2 separate regions of the Mus musculus genome follow, and region 2 is linked to region 1. Evidence: chromatin loops called from intact Hi-C (ENCODE). Cell type or tissue: gastrocnemius. All regions are shown on one strand. Links, peaks and the distances in the headings refer to the core of each region. The heading gives the core; the rest is flanking DNA.

Region 1 (4,383 bases), core at 282-4,281:
CAGTATATAGACCAGACTGGCCTCGAACTCACAGAGATCCACCTGCCTCCTGAGGGCTGGGATTAGTGTGTTACCACTGCCTCGGCTTGCTTTAAATTTAAAAATTACACTAACTTATTCACTTATTCTGTGTATAGGTAAGTCAGTTCTTTCCCTCTACCATGTGAGTTCTGGGTACTGAATTCAAGTTGTTAGTGGCAAGTGTTTTAACTCAGGGGACCCTTCACACTTTTGAAACTTAAAGTTATTTATTTGGTTATCATCAACACCCCCACCATCATCATCACAGCTGTGTGTGTATACAATGGGCATGTGCAGGTCAGAGGATAAATTTGTGGAATCTCTTTCCCCCTTTATATGGGTTTTGAGGGTGGGACAGGGGTCACCAGTCTTACATGGCAACCGTTTTGTTCTTGTAGAATGTAACTCTGTACGCCATGCTGGCCTCCCTCGATCCAGGAGGTGGGTTGTAGCACATCACAGATAATGAGATCTCCTTGCAGATTAGCCAGGTGTTTGCTCCTGAGTCTGAATCCTAACCTCTTATTCTTGCCCTGTCTTAGCTTCTGATCAAGAGATATATGACTCTGAGTTGCCAAGGGAACCAGGAGTCTAGACCATATGCTCAACAGAGCAGACACAGCATTCAGGGATGGACACACAGAGAGCTCAGAAAAATCTCAGGCTCTCAGCCCTGGAAAGATGAGGCAAGCTGGATCTGCCCACGGGAAGCTGAGTTAACCTTGGGGAAACTGTTTCATCCTGTGAACTTTTATTTCCTTCTGAGGATTATAATCACTTCCATATCACAGGCTTACTGGAAGCAATCAATACACTAAATGCCCAGGTCGGCTCCTGGGCCATGGGAGGCCCACAGATGGGGAGCAGCTGTCAGGGAGAGGAGGCACAGGCAGGCCCTTCTATTACAGCATCCCCAGAATACTGTCCATAGAATACTGTCTACATGCACAGGGCCCCTTGGTTTGATACCATGGCGGAGAGTTGAGAAAGATAATGACATCTAGAAAGCTCCTCCTGGTATCCTGGCTCCCAAAAGAAGATTCAAATAGCTTGTTCACCTTCCAAGTTGCGCAGTTGTCTGGGGGTATAGCTCTGTGGTAGATTCTTTTCATTTTAAAATTTATTTATATATTTTTTAATAAATATATTAATGCTCTATCTGCACATACATCTTTGTGCCAGAAGAGGGCATCAGATCCCTTTATAGATTAAGTCATGAGCCACCTGTAATTTCTGGGAATGAACTCAGGACCTCTAGAAGAGCACCCGGTGCTTTTTTTTTTCCCCCCCAATTTTTTATTAGGTATTTTCTTCATTTACATTTCAAGTGCTATCCCGAAAGTCCCTTATACCCTCCCCACGCAGCCAGTGCTTTTAACCACTGGGGCATCTTACCAGCTCTTAGATTACTTTCTAGATGGCCTTGGACTCAATCTCCAGCACTGGAGAGAGAATGAGAAAGACAGTTGTGCAGGGGGCTCGCAGTGCCATGTTGTGGCTGAGGGTACAAGCCAGGGGAGGAAAGCAAAGAAAGGGGACAGGACATCCCTGGAGGGATTCGGGTGAGGGTCCTGTCTTGAGTGGCAAATGTAGGTCAGATGGCCTGAGCTCAGCCTTCGATCTGAAGCCTAGCAAGAGCTTGGCATCAGACGCTTGGTGAGAACATCTCTTCAGTGTTGGAAAGGAGAACCGGAGAGCCGGGAGTGGGGCCACAGCGTCAGCTGTCAGCTTCACCTCCCCAGAAGCCCATTAAGGCTATCCTGCCCACCATTACCCCAGACCCACTTCCAGACTCCGGTGGCATTGGCTGACTCCAAATAACTCTTTTATCAAACCCCAAAGCGTAATCTAGCCTTCCAAGGTTGTCCACAAGCAGTCTACCTGTTGGCTGCCTACCTACTTTTAGGCAACTTGGGAACCTTGCAAAGTTAGGAAGGGAAAGAATACTTCTAACCCCACCCTCCAGCTTGCAGAATCATTTTAGGGTCCAGTCCTTGAAGTGTTTCAGATATATATATTTGGTTTTGGTTTTTTGAGACAGGGTTTCTCTGTATAGCCCTGGCTGTCCTGGAACTCACTTTGTAGACCAGGCTGGCCTCGAACTCAGAAATCCGCCTGCCTCTGCCTCCCTGAGTGCTGGGATTAAAGGGGTGTGCCACCACCACGCCCAGCTGTGTTTCAGCTATTTTTAACTTTTGGTTAAAAAGTAAGGGTTTTGGTTTGGGCTTTATTATTATTTTTATTATTATGGTTCTTTTGTTTGGAGATGGCCTACTGTAGCCAGCTAGCTTGGAATTTACTATTTAGCTGAGACTGATCTTGAACCTCTACCTCCTGGGTGATAGGATTGTAGGTGGTGATGCTGGTCTAGGCTTATGTCACAAAGGGCCAACTGCGCTAACCCCCAGGTGTTTTCTTCTCTTCCTCCTTATTTTTCTTTCTTTTGGTTTTTCTTTTTTGTTTTTAAAAGATTCATTTATTTTATGCATGAGTGCTCTATCTGCATGTACACTTGAAGGCCAGTAGAGGGCATCAGCTCCCAGTACAGATGGTTGTGAGCCACCACGTGGTTGCTGGGGATTGAATTCAAGACCTTTGGTAGAACAGGCGGTGCTCTTAACTACTGAACCATCTCTCCAGCTTTCTTTTGTTTTTTTCAAAACAGGGTCTCACTGTGTAGCCCTGCCTGTCTTGGAACATGTTCTGTAGAGTAGGCTGGCCTCAAACTCAGAGATCTGCCTGTCTTTGCCATTTGAGTGCTGGGATAAATGGTGTGTGCTATCACCACCTGGTTCTAGTTGTTTTCCTAGACAGTGTCCTTTACAGTTCAGGCTTCCCTACAAACTATGTATGAGAGGCTGACCTTGAACTCCTGATCTTCTGCCTCCCACTGCCAAAGGCTGTGGTTATAGGTGTGTGCCACTATTCCTGGTTTGTGCAATGCTAGGGTTCAAACCCATTGTTTGGTTCTAGGGATTGTCAGATCGCAAAAAAAATCTCATGACAAATGGCCAACTATGGTGCCTTAGCACATCGAGCTGTCTGCTGGACCTCTAGGCTCACTCAGCACCTGCAGCTCCTTCCCGATCTCCTCACCCCTACCTCCCACGCTCTGCCTAAAACCTCAGCAGCCCAGGGGCTTGGCTTCCCCTCCCCTCCCCTGCCCTCCCCTCCCCTCCCCTCCCCTCTCCTCCCCTCCCCTGCCCTCCCCTCCCCTCCTCTCCCTTCCCCTCCCCCTAACTCAGCCTCAAGCTCTCTGTCCTCTTGGTCTTCTTCGCTTCCTCTCTCATTCATCCTCTACCACTCCCACCCCCACCCCCACCCCCACCCCCACCCTCATGCTCCTGCTCTGTCTGCTGGTCTTGTTCGGTCTATTTCTTTCTCTCCTTGTTCAGGTCTCTTCCAGGTGCCCTCTGGCTGTTCTCGCCCTGAAATCTACAATAAAAACCTCCTTAGCCACACCCAGGAGCTGACAGGTGTTCTCAGTTTCATTTAGGGATCAAACCTCATGCCTGCTAGACCAAGGAGTCTCCCAATGGCGCTCCACCCCCACCCCAACTTGTAGTTCTTTATGGACCCGTGAGCCCTCACTTCAGGCCGCCAGGAGCACAGGATCCTGAGCCGTGCTACGCCTGCTTGACTTTTACCCAGCTCTCAGGGTTCACTTTAGAAATCTTACCCGGTTCGGGCGTGGTGGCGCATGCAGGCGGATTTCTGAGTTCGAGGCCAGCCTGGTCTACAAAGTGAGTTCCAGGACAGTCAGAGTTACATAGAGAAACCCTGTCTTGAAACAACAACAAAACAAACAAATTCATAGTTAAGACTTGGTTTAAGATTATGTAACTAAAGCTGGCCATGGTGGCCTTTAGTCCCAGCACTCGGGAGGCAGAGGTAGGCAGATCTCTGAGTTCGAGGCCAGCCTGGGCTACTGAGGGAGCCTCCGTCCCTCTCCTTGGCTTACACATGATGATCTTCCCTGCATTAACCTTTTTTTTTTGTTTTGTTTTTTTGTTTGTTTGTTTTTCGAGACAGGGTTTCTCTGTGTAGCCCTGGCTGTCCTGGCACTCACTTTGTAGACCAGGCTGGCCTCGAACTCAGAAATCTGCCTGTCTGTGCCTCCCAAGTGCTGGGATTAAAAGCGTGCACCACCACCCCGGGCTTGTGGTTTGGTTTTTCAAGACAAGAGTCCCTCTGTGTAGCCCTGGCTGTCCTGGAACTCATTCTGTAGACCAGGCCAGTCTTGAGTTGCTTGTTTTCATTCATCAGGCCAAGATGATCTGGGTCGGTGATTAACAGAAATCAGCTCCTGTTTCTTAGTCTCTAACCTTCGTGTGTGCGCACCAACACCTGTACACCAACACA
Region 2 (4,383 bases), core at 293-4,292, 140 kb after region 1:
CCAGCTCCCGCTGTCTAGATGACTTGATCTTTACCCCTCGAAGACGGACATCGATCCCATCATCTGTGGATGGGGGGAGTCAGGATATGGCCCTTTACTGAGCCTGCTGTTTTCTTGGCCCTCAGACCTGGGAATGGCTCCCAGCAGTGGGCATTTTGTCACTGTTAACTACGGAGGCTTCAGAGATTCTATCACAATTCAATATATTCATTCCATCTCTATGCTGCTGGGATGCCTGTGGATCCCAACTCAGCTCCTTTCAGATGAGCCCAACCACCTCTACGGCTCTAAGGTTGGCTTATACCCAGCACTGTATACTATCTTTGGTCTCGAAGTGTATTGGCTAGTTTTGTGTCAACTTGACACGGGTTGGAGTTATCACAGAAAAAGGAGCTTCAGTTGGGGAAATGCCTCCACGAGATCCAACTGTAAGGCATTTTCTCAATTAGTGATCAAGGGGGGAGGTCCCCTTGTGAGTGGTGCATCTCTGGGCTGCTAGTCTTGGGTTCTATAAGAGAGCAGGCTGAGCAAGCCAGGGGAAGCAAGCCAGCAAAGAACATCCTTCCATGGCTTCTACATCAGCTCCTGATTTCTGACCTGCTTGAGTTCCAGTCCTGACTTCCTTTGGTGATGAACAGTATTGTGAATATGTAAGCCGAATAAACCCTTTCCTCCCCAACTTGCTTTTTTTTTTTTTTTTTTTTTTGGTTTTTCGAGACAGGGTTTCTCTGTATATCCTTAGCTGTCCTGGAACTCACTTTGTAGACCAGGCTGGCCTCGAACTCAGAAATCTGCCTGCCTCTGCCTCCCAAGTGCTGGGATTAAAGGCGTGTGCCACCACGCCTGGTGCCCCAACTTGCTTTTTGGTTATGATGTTTGTGCAGGAATAAAAACCCCGACTAAGACACGAAGCTTTACCCTAACTCCAAGTCCACTCTCTTCTCTCCTCTCCACATTATCAGCCTGCCCTCACCCATATCCTGAAACTCCTTATAGTCCTGAGCCCTACCTCGACACTCAACGATTCGGATCTCAATGATTGGAAGGTGGACGGTCATGTCCTCTAATACACAGACATCCCCGATCAGGGTCCTAGGAGCCAAGTATAAAGCAGTTCAGGTATTTGCTGCCACAGGCCTTCAGGAACCTCTGGGGTTCCATTCAAGCTAAGCTTGGTCCCGCCCCCGCCCCCAGGACAGCTTACTCACTCATCAATGTTCACGTCACTCAGCTTCTTCAGGTTGTCCCCTTCACCCCCATAGACTACTACCCGTTTCGGCATGAAGTTGTCATCTGTGGTATCCACTGTGAGTAGCAGCTTCCTGAGGACCCAGAGTATGTATCTGAATGAGTCTCTAGGCACCCGCAGCACATGGCTCATCCACCCTGTCATGCCCAGAGCCCACTCACTTGACAATTGTGCCTTTCTTCATGGTAAGCCGTACCCAGTGTTGGCACTGGGACCCATCACTCTCCCAGTAGGTATCTGCGTTGCTATCTGTCAGGCAGGACACATTGAACTCCTCCTAAGGTAAGGGCAGAGAGGTGCTGTCACACTGGGCATGTGTGTTGGGTCAGGGAACAGAAACAGCAGAGTTGGAGTGGGTGTGGGATAGGAAGGGTGTCTGGGGTCCTTAGAGGGGTTCCAAGGGTAGTGGGACTAAGTATGGTCTATGGGGACATGGGTTTGGCCCTAGTTTGGTGATGGGAGTTCTGGACCTAGCATTGAGGGATGTGACTGTATCTAGGCACAGGAGGAGTCCAGTACCCACCGTATAGGAAGAAACATCTATGCTCTCCACATACTGCTTCACACTACCCAGGTTCTCATCTTCTTTGCCCAGGTGGTCATATAAGAAGTGGATCAGGTCCTCGTCGCACTCATATGTCCATGTTGGGGGCACATAGCTAAATAGCCCCAAGCCCCTAATTAGGTTGGATTCAGGCCCTGCTCCCTCCTCTCCCACCCCGTTCCAGATAACTCACAGTAGCCTTTGTATAGCTTCTGTATATGCCTCTGCTGGCTGAGGCCTGGATCCCAGGCGATGTGAATAGGTCAGGTCCACTACCTGTTCCCATCTGTAGGCACAGAGTGGAGTAAATGAGGAGGGAGGTACGGGGAAACAGGACACCACCTTCAGGATCTGGAGCCTTGGAGTTCTAGCTCCAAGCCTAGAAGCCTCATCCCCCTTCAGGTCTCATCTCTGCCAGTTCTTACCCCACCTCCACCCAAATCTCTCTCTCTCACACAACCCAAGGTTTAGATTTTGGTTGTGTTTCGAAACCCTCCGCATCCGCCAGACACCAAATAGCGTCCTTTGAGTTGCAGGACCTGAGCACCGGCCGGTAGTCCACGCCAAATAGCTGCTGCTGCCGCTGCAGGTGGTCGGGAGTGTCAATAGGTACAAGGCGGGCTCCGCCCTCTGCTGGTCGACACACTAGAAGCCAGCCTTCGTCCAGACTACAGTCACTCAGGTGTTCGGCCAGCTGCTCCTGCAGGGACGAGTCAGATGGGGACAGAAATCAACTCAATTGCTCGCCCAGCCCAGCCCGGGGCAAAGAGCACGGAAAGCAATGCCAGCTCATTATGGGATAAGGGGGCGGAACAACCAGGGCTCTGGCTAGATCCAGGGGGTCTTTTGTGGGGTCCCTGCCATCCGGGGCGCACCTTGGTCAACTTCACCCAGAGCCCGTGGCCGTTGCACAGCTCCTCGCCAGTGGTGCGCACACAGGCGCCGCGCCGGAGCTCGATACTGTCACGGGCGGCGCGCAGGGGTCCAGAGCCTGTGCCCGGGGCAGCGCCCACGGCTCCCACACGCAGCCCCAGGCCCTCTGCTTCCCACACGGGCAGCAGCACGCGCGAGGGTCCCGCCGGGTCCTTGTACAGCTTGTAGAGCACTTCCCGCGGCACGAAAGCTAGCGCCGCAGGCAGTGGCAGCCCGGCCCGGAGGCTCCGCGCCGCCTCCGCCAGGAAGCGCACGCGACCCAGGAGCTGCCGCGGGGACTCAAGCGCCGCGCCGGGGCCAGGGCCGGCCATAGCGAAGCCGCTGAAGTGAGACTCGTCCAGGGAAACCCTGGCCGGCCGCAGCCAGGGGACAGCAAGCAGAGCTTCCCACCACACCCGGCCCCACCTCCCACCCTACCTTACCGTATGTTTTAGATTAAATGCACAACCTATTACCACCATAGTGTCAGGTGTTCCTATTTTGTAACCCGCCACCGAGTGCTACTATCCTTGTTCAGTCTTTATTCGACCCACTCTGATGATTTGGAGTCCTGTCTTTGTCTCCCCGTCCCCAACGAATATTACATTTGAAGAAATCTTTTTGTTGTTATTGTGTTGTTTTGTTTCTCTGTGTAGTCCTGGCTGTCCTGGAACTCACTACAGTCTGTAGATCAGGTTAGCCTCAAACTCAAAGATCCTCGCACCTCTACCATCCGACTGCTGGGATTGAAAGCGTGAGCCACCACACCAGGCTTGAGAAATCTTATAAAAATTGTTCAACTATCCTAGGGGGCGTGTGACTAAAATGTTTGGTAGAATGACCCCTTTTCCAGTCACTGATAGGAATGTACAATCGTTCTGGATAGATGCTATTTGTTGTTTCTAATTCCAGGAGACTAATAATCGTTGCCCACTTAAATGCGATTTTGGCTTCCTAGACGATTGCTAGAGCAGTTCCTGTCCTGCTCAGCACTCTTACCACTTCTACAAATTGGTTAGTAGTGTAAATGTAGAGCCTAAAATCTTCGGTTTCTATACAGCTAGACGACATTGTGAGACTCATGGACTGGAGTGAGAGCGAGGCTTGTACTAAGTCTTCTATACCACAGATGAGAAAAGTTTTAACATGTATTGGGAAGTCATTTCTTTGGGGCATTTGCTACTGCGTCGCAACAGTGGACTTTACGGTAAAAAATTGTTTGGGTCCTACGGGCAGCAGGGAGGGCAGCCCCACAGCTGTCACTGGATCGGTCACGTGGTTCTCAATATGGCGCCGCCCAGGGTTCTCTTCAGGAAGGGGCGGGGACTGGGGTGTCGGGGCGGAGCCTCAGATTAAAGCGGAGACCGCTCAGTTACTGTTTACCATGGAGGCGAACGGGTTCGGGTGAGTTTTCTGCTGCACGCGCTTGTGGCTACGTTACTTTCTGATCCGAGTCTTCCAATTCAGGGATATGTCCTTAAACTCTTATTTTTATTGGAGCTCTCCAAGTCTGAACCCAAGTCGCTGAGATTCCAAATCTTGCAGTCATGGAACAGAACCTTTCCCGCTCCCTGCCCCCCCCTCTTCCCGCAGTCTCCATTCCAGGGACTACCGTGCGGGACTGCGTCCCGAGACTTTCTTTCGAGGTGACTCAGAACTTCTAACTAGCACCTGGGAC

What was found. Hi-C counts contacts between places; a loop is a spot of excess contacts. Peaks named below come from ENCODE experiments on the same cell type or tissue, not always from the same donor. Only the 100,000 strongest peaks of a DNase experiment are listed, where the experiment ranks them.
Region 2: it touches region 1 in a loop (4-fold over the local background); 29 of 42 quality-filtered maps call a loop at or near these places.

Annotation. Positions count from the first base shown.
Region 1 is chr4:117,137,651-117,142,033 of GRCm38, reverse strand. No RefSeq gene overlaps it. Among named protein-coding and RNA genes, the nearest start is that of Plk3, 5.9 kb to the right of the region's middle. In gastrocnemius, for the core only: CTCF peaks have their summits at 1,194 (motif pointing right) and 2,541 (motif pointing right); a DNase peak (open chromatin) is centred at 2,603.
Region 2 is chr4:116,994,057-116,998,439 of GRCm38, reverse strand. Urod (uroporphyrinogen decarboxylase) reads left to right here and starts at 4,027. Exons shown (of 10, transcript NM_009478.4): 1 at 4,027-4,109. The coding sequence starts at 4,090. Hectd3 (HECT domain E3 ubiquitin protein ligase 3) reads right to left here and starts at 3,106. Exons shown (of 21, transcript NM_175244.4): 1 at 2,669-3,106; 2 at 2,333-2,493; 3 at 1,987-2,079; 4 at 1,773-1,908; 5 at 1,411-1,526; 6 at 1,209-1,322; 7 at 1,010-1,092; 8 at 1-63. The coding sequence starts at 3,037. In gastrocnemius, for the core only: CTCF peaks have their summits at 2,436 (motif pointing left) and 3,056; DNase peaks (open chromatin) are centred at 2,433, 2,985 and 4,001; H3K4me3 peaks cover 2,674 bases; H3K27ac peaks cover 2,543 bases.